2 separate regions of the Mus musculus genome follow, and region 1 is linked to region 2. A link is a loop called in an ENCODE intact Hi-C map of the cell type or tissue named here. Cell type or tissue: left cerebral cortex. All regions are shown on one strand. Each heading gives the region's core, and the rest is flanking DNA. Links, peaks and the distances in the headings are about the cores only. Region 1 overlaps Dhx35 (DEAH (Asp-Glu-Ala-His) box polypeptide 35). Region 2 holds the start of Ppp1r16b (protein phosphatase 1, regulatory subunit 16B).

Region 1 (5,373 bases), core at 259-5,258, 180 kb before region 2:
AACAGTACTCCTGCAAATAATCAAGGAGCAGGGGTGCTCATCAACAGGGGGCGCTGAAGATACACTAAAGGAGGGTCTGCAGGCAGGGACCCACACAGCCACAGGGGACAACAGGAAGGAAGGCTCTATGCTGTAATCTGTGGGAGACACAACTAACTGTTCAAAAACAATACCCACAGACTGCCAAACATAGTATAAACATGTGCAGAAATAAGAGACTGACCAGCAAAGCACAAAAGCCATTTGGTAAAACCAGCAACCTGGTGTAGGTTCCTCCCAGTACAGCTGAGCAGTGTGATACTAATTCAAGACCAACCATGAGGAGGCAAAGCCCATTAAGAAATAAACTACAGGACTTTAAAAAAAAAATCATTAATTTGAAAAGCAGTAAAATAGTTTTTAAAAGGAACAAAGGTTAAAATGTACTAACAGAAAATAATTCCAAGGCAGCGTGCTTACAGTCATCAGCAATCACTAAGTTCAACTTCCAGCCCCCACGCACACTTCACATAATAATAATTACTCTACATAACTTACCATTGCAATTCACTCAATTTCTTAAGTTAGTTAATTGATTAAATTGATTAATGAGAGCACAGTACAGACTGAACAGTTCCTGGCCCACACCCAGTCTTTCAAGCGCGGTTGGCCATCTTTGAATTGAGTCATGTCAGAAGGAGGCATGGACTTTGGGGCAATGAATGAAAAACAGAAACCTTAAATCTGTTATCCAACAATGCGGGGGAGGGAGAGCATGGAGCGGACTACATAGCGGGTTTCAACCGCCCTGAGCCTTTTCTTATGGGGTTGCAGGATTTGTTTGTAACTGCACTTCCCTATGAAGGCAGTGAAGGTGTTTTCAGAGGTTCTGGGGTACAGTGGTGATTTAGGGGGGCTGGAGGGAGCTGGGAATGATTTAGGGTACTACTGAAGAACACACAGAGACTGAAGACCATGAAGAGGCTACTGCTTGTCTAGGGCCATGCTCTACCCATTCCTACCGTTCCTTGTTGATAAAAGTGGGGAGCCAGCTCCAGCAGCCAAGCAGATTCTATGGCGGTCACATCTCGCATGTAATACTTGGAGGTCTGTATTACTTCATTGTAGATAACCCTGAAACAGAGAATAAACATGAGACCCACAATGACAAGACCCACAAGCCGTCTCTGCACTCACCACAGCAGGTGTGTTTCACCCGTGTGTGAGGCTTTACACACGGGCTGTTCACTCAACCTGCTGGCCCGAGCTGTTAGGTCAGTGTGCCTCGGAGGCAACTCTGCATCCTGTACGATTTCCAGGGCTCTGCAGTTATCCACCAAGGGCTTTCTAGATCATGGTCTGCACTTAGAGAACTCTGAATACAACTTAAACGACTTAATTAGAAAGCACAGAAATGGACTCAAGGGTTTGACTGTTCTGAAAGTTACTAGAAAATGACTATAAAGACCCAGACAATAACTTTCCAGAGCAATGAAAGTATTTTAAATATAGTTTGGTGTGGAGCTTGCACGTCTGTCAAAACCCACCTTTCACTGTACATAATTACATCTTAAAGAGGAAAAAATACATATCTAAAAGTTTGTTACTAGGGCCAGTAACAAACCTAAGAGCAAGGGATGTTTTGTAAGCCCTGGACTCAGGAATCCGTAGAGTAAACACGAGTTTCTGAACTATGGGAAGAATTAACTATAAATACAAAAGCCACACTTTGTCTCTCAAACACCAGTAAAGGAATCGGGGCTGGTGGGAGGAGGAGGCAGGGCGGGAATGTAACAGTTACCTAACATGCTCAAGGCCTGGGGGTTCACCCCAACACAGCAAGGGAGGGAAGGAGAGCGGGAAGAGCGAGGGAGGGAAGTGAGGAAGGAGAGAAATGGGGGTGGGATGGAGGGAGAGGGAGCTGGAGAGGAAAGCGGCACTGCAGTTTGGTGCCCATGGACTTCTGTCTTCTCACGGCAGCAGAGAAGCCCTTGGAAAGTCAGCACCACTGTCACACTCCACCTAGGAAGCTTCTATATCTGACTGGCTACAATCGGAAACACTGCCAGGACTTGTTTAAAGAGTCCCCCGCCCCCACCTCACCCCGGTTCTGACTGAGGAAGGCTGGGTGCGAGTGGTTCCAGGGGAGGCTGCTGCCTGCAGAGCAGGGTACGAGGTCCTGACACGGTGCTCCCAGACTGTCCTTCCCACGGCTCACCACACATGCACTGTTCTTTCAGCTCCTAAAGAGTCCAGTGTTGCTCTCTTTAAATTTTCTAACCTTTGACAATCTATATTTTTGTAAAATACAATATAAATAAATTAGAAATCAGAAATAAACACAAACTACAAGCTGAAATTAGCATGGACCTGGGAAGGTATAACTGCGTGACTTGTGAAAACACCTTAAAGTATGTGTGCTGTCTCCTGCTGCTGCACTTGCCCCGCCCACCTTCCCAGCCAGCACTGCAGATGGAACCAGCCCTGGTCACCTCATTCCCACTGTCAGCTCATTCCCAGGCCCCCAAGACAGGTACCTCCTTCATGCTGCCACAGCTAGGCCACCCTATTACCTAGGTGTGGATGTCTTTCAGACCTACCTAAAAAATGCCAGTCACCAGGTCCAGAGCAAGGGTTAGCTTCTCCGTGAGAACCTGTACAGCCTGGCTTCCCAGCACCTTCAGTGCCAACCCACAGCAGAGCACACAGTGCACACACACTGCAATAGCACAGCCCTTCAGAAAAGCTTCTCCTACGGGACTTCAATCTGTTCGCCTGGTAAATAAGACTTCAGCTGGGTTCTAAGTCATCCCTACATGCTGTGCCTGCTGCAGGAAGCCTCAGTCTGTGGTCACAGCGAGCACCTTTGCTGCTCCTTGTCACACTTTTTATTTTTGCAGAAGACAAACTGCCCAAGTGGCCCCAACCCACAATCCTTCTGTCACCAACAAAAGTATTTTGTTGGGAGGACAAGGGAGGAAGTAATCATCAATACTTACAGAGATTTCTCAAAAGGATATTTTACTGAGCACAGCGCAAGGCAGCTCAGCAGTAACTGGAGGACTCTCTACCTTTAGGGGACCCTTGACAAGAGTACAAACCCTGGCAACCCAGCACACCAACGTCAACAGCGTGGAGGGAGCACCTGTACTGCAAGCCTAGGCTTGGAGACCCAGAGATGAGCAGGGCCAAGCTCAGCGGGGGGAGGGGCTTCCCAGCAGGGGAGGGGCTTACCAGCGGGGGAGGGGCTTCCCATCAGGGGAGGGGCTTACCAGCGGGGGAGGGGCTTACCAGCGGGGTGGCTTCTCTGCATAGAGAACTGAGGCAGGGTGGATGTGCAGCTCGTGGTCATCACGAATAGTCCTTGTGAGACACAAGAATTCTGTGTGAAGCACATTGTATCCACTTACTGTAAGAACCTGCATTGCTGTACACATTTAAGTGTTTTCCCACAATGTGTTGATTCAACCTCCTCCCCCGAATGTATGAAGACCGAATTTTCTGCGGACACGACACGACTCTCTAGAGCAGTGGTTCTAACCCTCCCTCTCCTGCAATCCTTTAGCTGCTGCACAGGCTGCGGGGGCCCCCAACCATAAAAATGACTTTTGTTACTACTTCATCACTATAATTTTGCTTCTGTTATGAATCATGATGCAGAATATTCGGTGTGTGACTCCTGTAAAAGGCTGAGATCCACTGCTCTAGACACACCTCCACCACCACTACCACCTCAGAAGCCAAGAATAAGTCATGCAAAATAAGAAACCGGGCCAGCACAGAGGGGCATAGATGTAATGTCAGCTATTTCCGGTTCAGGCTGGGGGCAACTTGGGCAACATAGAAAGACCTGTCTCCTGCTGAATTAAGAAGGTGTCAGGGTTAGCTCAGGGCACAGGCTTGCCTCACGTGTGCAAGGCCTGGACTTCATCCTCAGAATGGGAGTGGGGAGCAAATATGGACACAGCCCCCACAGGAAGAAAACACGATACCCATATTTATGTCCGTGTCTATCTTCTATAGATTCCCCTTCAAAATAATTATCTTCTATAGTTCCCTTTCAAAATAATCCCTTCACAACAGAAACTCTGAGTTTTAACAGACTTCCCTACTGCCCAAAGTTAGACACTAAACACTAAGGACCCTAAGGAGCTAAGACTGAGCCCAGCAAGCTCACACAGGCCAGCTCCTGCAGAATACTTACTTCTAATTCCAAATTCTATTTGTTTCCATCCGATTCAAAAGTAAACAGCCAGCTACTTTTATGAACAGATCATAAAAGTTAGCAGACTAGAATGTCAATACTGAGTCCCCATGCTCATTTCACATGGGGCTCATCACCAGCACCCTAAGACAGCATCTGGGGTCCCACTCTCTGTCAAATGGTAGTGGGCTGGCAATAAATTCACTTCAGAGGAATGACTGACCTGGAATCTCCAATGGAGCACCTTTTGTTGAGGGTGCCCATGAAATAGGTTACCCACACAGAAATAGTTGGCACTTGTCAAGAAAAAGGGACAATCAAAATGCTGAGAGGGAGCGTCACTGGGGAGGAGCTTAGCCTTGTGGGAGCGGGGCTTGTGTAATGGGCAAGAGCATCATGGGAGTCATGACTGGAGCATGTGGTCTGGAGTAACACTGCACACCACAGAGGCCACAGGCTATGCTGCCAAGTTCACAGTGCCATACCAGGAAGATGAGGCAGATATGGCTGCCAAAACTAAAAACGATCTCAGTGGGGATGGAGAGATGGCTCAGAGGTTAAGAGCATTGCTTATCTTCCAAGAGACCAGGGGACTTGACACCCTCTGGCCTCTATTGACACCAAGCACACATGTGATACACATACATGTAGACAAAACATTCTTACACTCATACACACACACATACACACACATACACACACACACACACACACACACACACACACACACACACACATCTTTTTTCCTTAATGCTCAGTAGATTCTGTAGTGTCTAGAAAAAGGAATCTGAGCTAGCCTCAAATAACAAGAAACATTTCTGTTAGGGGAGGAAGCTAACACCAAAATAATATATGAAATCCAAAAGGGAGATAGAAGAAAGCCTTAGATTGTTCCCTTACTAAAGACCTGTAAGCTCAACCCCTGAAGGGGGGGGTGGGTGGAGGGGACTGAGGCAGGTGATGAGCCCCATGTGAAATGAGAATGTGGACTCAGTATTGACATTCTGGTCTGCTAACAAGTTCTAGTCTGCTAACAAGTTCTAGGCCAGCCATAGTGAGAAGGAAGACCCCAGGAAGAGAAAGAAAACTTAACATAGCTAGTGTGAAGTCTAGTGGTAGAGCACTTGTCTGGCAGGTGTCGGGCCCTAGACTCCACCCTGTGAAATGGGTACAAGGACAGCTACACCTTG
Region 2 (5,373 bases), core at 134-5,133:
CTGCAGGCCTGCCTCTCCCCTGAGGACCGCCCCTCCCCAGAGCTGCCTCGGTTATGACAACCCCTTGCTAAGCACGAGATATGTACAAAGGACCCTGGAGAAAGGGGTCCTCCAGAGGCCTAATTCCCAGGACATTGCCCAGGAGACAGGCTAAAGAGGCTTTCTCTGTCCCAAGAACTGGAGTCAGAAGAAGTATGAATTCCCTGTAGCAGGGGAGGAGGCAGGATCTGAGGGCCCGGAAGGAAAGAAAGAAACAGAGGTGTTACTAACAAGAGTCACTTCCTCCCTGCCTTCCAGCACCCCCACTAAGCGTGTCTGTGTTCTGTGGTCTCACCAGGTCCTTAGAGCCCCGTGAAGATGACCACAGTAGGATTCTTATTACCCAGAAGAGAAATGGGGAAGGGGCTGGGAAGAGCTTTACCCAGAGTTCCAAGGCTTTTCAGCTTAGAGCTGTCATTTCAACTAGACTCATATCGCTTCCTTGGGTTTTGATACTCTTGGCTGTGATGGGCTTGTGCCTGCCTTCCCCCTCCCCCAAGGCTGATCTCTAAGATCAGCCTTATTGTTGAGAGAGAGGCTGTCCTGGTCTGGAATGTCCGTTGGGACCCACTGTTTACCATAGCATAGCAAGCATGATGGGGGTTGGAAGACAGGGTGCTGGCACAGGAGAGCGGGTAAGGTCAGCACGAGAGGGTGTCTTAGGAGATCAAAACCCAGCACTTGAATCCAGGCTGCCTTTGCAATCTGCTGCCCTGTGTCCACTTGGTTGCTATTGGTTAGAACAAGTTCCCTGAGGCTCTAGAACTGGGTTCTCGCAAGATAGGACAAGTCGTTGACTCAAAGGTGCTCTATAGGAAACTTCTGGCCTTAAAGAAAACCACTTCCTTGCCTCGGCTTCCCCTGGCTCTGTGACTCGGGCTCATAAAAACACCAAGCAGCAAGATTAGAATTTAACCTCTGTTCCTCTGCTGCTCTGGTTCCCAGACTCCATGGACAGAAGAGTCCAAAGTCTGTATAGGCACCAAATACCGGCCTTACTTACCTGGTACTTCTAACCAGGAAGTTTAGGCTTGGCTGAATTGTCCCATCGCAAGGGGACTTCCCAAGGGGTCTGAGGCACCTAAGACACAAGTGAAAATCACCTTGAATCGGAAAGAGGCTTTCTTAAAGGAAGCCATTCCAAAGGCTGAGAAGATCTGGGGGCGGGGCGGGGGGAGACAATGGTAGATAGACTCTTGACAGAGTGGTCTATTGTCATCTTGCCCACAGAATTCCAGGGACTGGGGCAGAGAAGATGGGATTTGGGTGACAGGTGGGAGAGAAGGTGGTGAGAACGTGAGTGGGAAAGGCCTTGCAAACAGGCAGCACGCTGGAAGGAGTCACTGGTCCCTACCGCCTCCTACAAGCTGGCTCTTTGTGACATAACTGAGTGAGGGAGGAAAAGTGGAACCCCACATCCCAGCCCCTGCAGAACCACCCACCAGGGTTCCACTTCTGCACCTGGCTAGGGGACACGCCCCGCTCAAACCCTCACTAAAGGCGGGTTTGCCTAGCAGGGTCATCCATGATGCTCCGATGCACCAAGAGCTTCGCGGGAGGCCTCCCTGTTACCCTACAGCGACCATTCACCCCACTTCTTAGAGATCTGTGGTGATGGGGAACCGAGTGCAGGGCCCGCGGGCAGACAGCAAGTCTTCAGCTGAGCTGTGCGGAGCTCAGCCTGGAAGGAAAGCTCCCTCCCCACGGAGGCCGTTTCTACTCCGGTACCTTACTGGCTGCAGGAAATGGCAGGATAAGGCGCACAGAGAAGTCCCCCCACCCCACCCCCCGAGGGCCTGGAGCGACCGCCAGCCCCTTCCCCAGATAGCCTGGAGGGAAACGGCGCCTGGCACTATCGGGCTCCGGGTCCTCTACAGAGGGCGATTCACAGGCCGCACCTGGTGCTCCCGGGAACCAGGAGCTGGTGGGCGCCTCTGACAGCAAGAACAGGAGCCCTTTATGAGCAGTGTAATCACATGGGCGCACAAGCACCGGCTTTCCGTTCTGTGCAGCCTCATCTCTGCCCCCCCCCCCTTCTGATTCCAGGAGAGCAAAGGCTTCCAGGCCTGGCCAGTAGTGGTGGCGCTCCAGTGGGTTGCAGAGAGGGCCGTAGTCACAGCTCACCTAGACCCGATTATCCGCCCGGGGCTGGAAGCTGCATCAGCAACATCTTCCGTAAAGCTGGAGGCAGGGCTGGGAGGGGAGCGCAGAGGAAGAGAGTCTGCATCCGCTACGGAGGCGGGTAGGAGAGCCTCCGGCTCCTCGCTCCCACTCGGGGCGATCAGGGTGCTCTGCGTGACCTTGTGGGAGACCCCTCAGTTGACCTCTGGGGTAGGGCTGCGCCGTTTCTGCCTGTCTTGGGCGCTCGGGGGCGCTGCTCCCTGCGGGAACGGATGCGCGGGACTCGCGAGGAGTGGAGCGCTCTGGGCGCCGGGACCCGCAGCTCGCGCCCAAGGCGGCGGGCGAAGAGGCCGAGAGCATCCCTTCTGGGGAATCACCCCGCCGGGGGCTACCGGGACCGACCGACACTCTCTAGGGGTGGAGATCCCGCACTAGGTCAGGTTTGCCCTTAGGGACGCCTGCCCCCGGGACTTTTCCCACCCCCGGAGCAGCGCTCTCAGCGCGCTGCCTGCCCAGACCAAGCGCCGCCACGCGAGGGGGCGGCGCCCCCATGCCGGGCTCGTAGACCGCTTGCCCAGGGCGTCTGGTGTTCTGTGGTTTCATCACCCAGCCTTGTAACCCTGGCAGACAGTAGCCCAGACAGACCACGGACCTCACATCGCCCCCCAGAATCCAGCCATCGCAGCCCTGCCAATTCACTCTCTACACCAGCCTCCCCATCCGATAGCGAGATGTGGGAGACTGCACCTTTCCAGCACACTCCACCGCCACCGCCCCCCTCCCCAATTATCTTAAGCCACCCTCCCTTGGCTGAGCCACCCCTCTCCACCAGCCAGACTGGAAGGGCCCGAGACACCTGCCCGCCGGATCCGCAGAGTGCAGAGAGGAATGCGGCGCCGCTCAACTCACCCGCTCTCTCGAGCCCTACCCCGGGCGGCTCCGGCCCCGGCTCGATCCGCAGGTCCCAGAGCCGCAGCTGGTGGTGCGGCGACAGAGCCAGCTCGGCTGGGTAGCGAGCCACCGTGCCGCCTCTTGACTCCTCCCTTAAGGCGGAGCCTCAGCTCCCGGGGGAAAGGGGTGGGCCCGCGCATCCCCAAGGGGCTTGTCACCGAGCAACAAGAAGGTCTAGATCTTAGCGCCCTCCAAATGAAGACCCCTTTTCTGAGCTGCAGGAATTTGGAAGCAGCTGAGACACAGTCAGGCTTCAGGATAGTTCTCCTTGACTGTGTCCCACCTCTAACCTCCAGTACAGACAGGGGGGGAAGCCAGGGTGGTATTTTATTCCCATTTGACAGATAGACCCAGTGAGGCCCAGAAAGGGATAATATCCTACCTGTAGTAGCAGAGAATGGGGTCAGTTCAGTGCCCGAAAGTCAATCTCCCACGTTGAGCTTGATTCTGAAGGCTCCACAAACATCAGGAACTTGGCCAGGCCTTATCTAGAGGACGGGGCTATATAGATAGGTCTTTTACCTGAGAAAAGGCAATAGACCATGGCCTGTGACGTGGAGTCCAGTCACTCTTTCGCTCTGGAAAGAGGGGAGGTGAAGAGAAGGAGGAAGGAAGTGGTCATGCCTAGGTTGATGACTCTCACCAGCTGAGGTGCCCGGAAGATCTAGGCCCAGCTGCTTCCTTGAGGTTTCCTGCTAAGAACAAGACCCAAACGCCCTGGGTTTCTGTCATGTAACCTAGGCGGCTGCTGGGCAGAAGATCCTGCAGTGTGTGCCTTCCCTCGAAGGCAATGGGTTTAACTCTGTTTAATCTAATTTTGAAAGTTGCTCCTTTAAATTGCTCCTCCCCCCAGGGAGAGGGGAGAAAGTGGACAAAGAGAAAAGCCCTATCCCAAACATTCTCTGGAATCCGCATTCCCTGAAAGCTGACTTTAGAACAATGGGGTTCTCTTCTCCACAAAGGGCTTTGTTCCTGCACTTTCCCAGCCTCCAGATTAGAGCCAGAGGCACCCAGGGCTAAGCAGCTGGGGAGGCAGACAAGATTCACAGTTTAGGTCTCAGGGATCCTCCCGTAATCCTGTTTGAAACACTCAGGGATAGAACCATAGAACCGGTAAAGCCGGGAGCAACACCAAGTGTACTGATTTCCTTTTTATTTTCTTTTAAGACAGGGTCTCACTCAGCAGCCCTGACTGGCTCAGAACTCACTATGTGGATCATGCTGGATTTAAAAGCAAGAGATCCGGTGACCTCTACCTCCTCAGTGCTGGGATTAAAGACATGTTGGGATTAAAGGCAGGGTCACTACACCCTGCCTGATTTCCTACTTGCTGAATACACTCAGTTACTTTTCTTGGAGGAGCAAAACCCTGTGGGTTGAGTAAGGAAATATAGCTCAGTGGATAGAGTGCTTGCCTAGCAGGCACAAAACTCTGGGCTCAGCCCCCAGTACCCTGTGTGTACACCAGTACCCTGCATGTGTGCCAGTACCAGGTGTGGTAACAAACACATGTAAATCCAGCTCTCAGGCATACTTATGGATTTGAGGCCAGCCTGTCTGTGCCACATGAGACCTTGTCTTAAAACAACAAAACCCACCTCTGGTTGGGTCCTTCGAAGACTTCCCCAAGTCTGAAGTCCCCTTTCATGTGCCCGAGGCTCCCCGCTCAGTTCATTAATAATCCAGTTGTGAATGACGCTGTTTCTGGAGCAATTAGAGACAGCAGAGCAGGTGGAGAAGGCTTAGAGTGAAGTTTAAAATAACCCAGAGGGGCCATTGTTCTCTGCAGAAGGTTTCCATCAAGAGCTGTGGGCGGAGTGGGAGGGGAAACCATCTATCTCTCTTCTAGGCATGCACAGAACTTAGAGCCTGGGTTCCCCCCCTTCCCCGAAAACCGAAGTCTTGACTGGGGTAGGGGGTACCAAATCTGGGTGTTGTACAGTTCACTGACATCTCTCACAGTACTAGACACCCAAAGGGAAGGCATACTGTACTCAGGGGACCCCTGCCTCCTCATTTCAATCCTACTAGGAAGCTATAGCAATCAAGACCGAGACAATGTGGTAAAACTGTAAGAACAAACATACAGACAAATGAAACAAAACTGAGACTCCAGATCGAAGGCTTTGCATCTGCAGCCCCTTCACCAGGAGTGCCAAGGCAGCTCAGTGGAGAAGGAACAGTCTTTAATAAATTGCTCTGGGGAAACTGAGTCACATGCCAAGGGATGAAGACTGACCCCTACCTCACACCACAAACAGA

What was found. Peaks named below come from ENCODE experiments on the same cell type or tissue, not always from the same donor. Only the 100,000 strongest peaks of a DNase experiment are listed, where the experiment ranks them.
Region 1: a loop joins it to region 2, with 2.8 times the contacts of the local background. A loop is called at or near these places in 2 of 42 quality-filtered maps.

What each region holds. Positions count from the first base shown.
Region 1 is chr2:158,847,451-158,852,823 of GRCm38, reverse strand. Dhx35 (DEAH (Asp-Glu-Ala-His) box polypeptide 35) reads right to left here. Exons shown (of 22, transcript NM_001372513.1): 20 at 3,271-3,342; 21 at 1,002-1,113. Among named protein-coding and RNA genes, the nearest start is that of Dhx35, 55 kb to the right of the region's middle. In left cerebral cortex, for the core only: no CTCF peak of the experiment used is centred there; DNase peaks (open chromatin) are centred at 1,873 and 2,438.
Region 2 is chr2:158,664,946-158,670,318 of GRCm38, reverse strand. Ppp1r16b (protein phosphatase 1, regulatory subunit 16B) reads right to left here and starts at 3,184. Exons shown (of 11, transcript NM_001159662.1): 1 at 3,070-3,184. In left cerebral cortex, for the core only: a CTCF peak has its summit at 2,401; DNase peaks (open chromatin) are centred at 2,028, 2,355, 2,691, 3,165 and 1 more place; H3K4me3 peaks cover 3,415 bases; H3K27ac peaks cover 3,815 bases.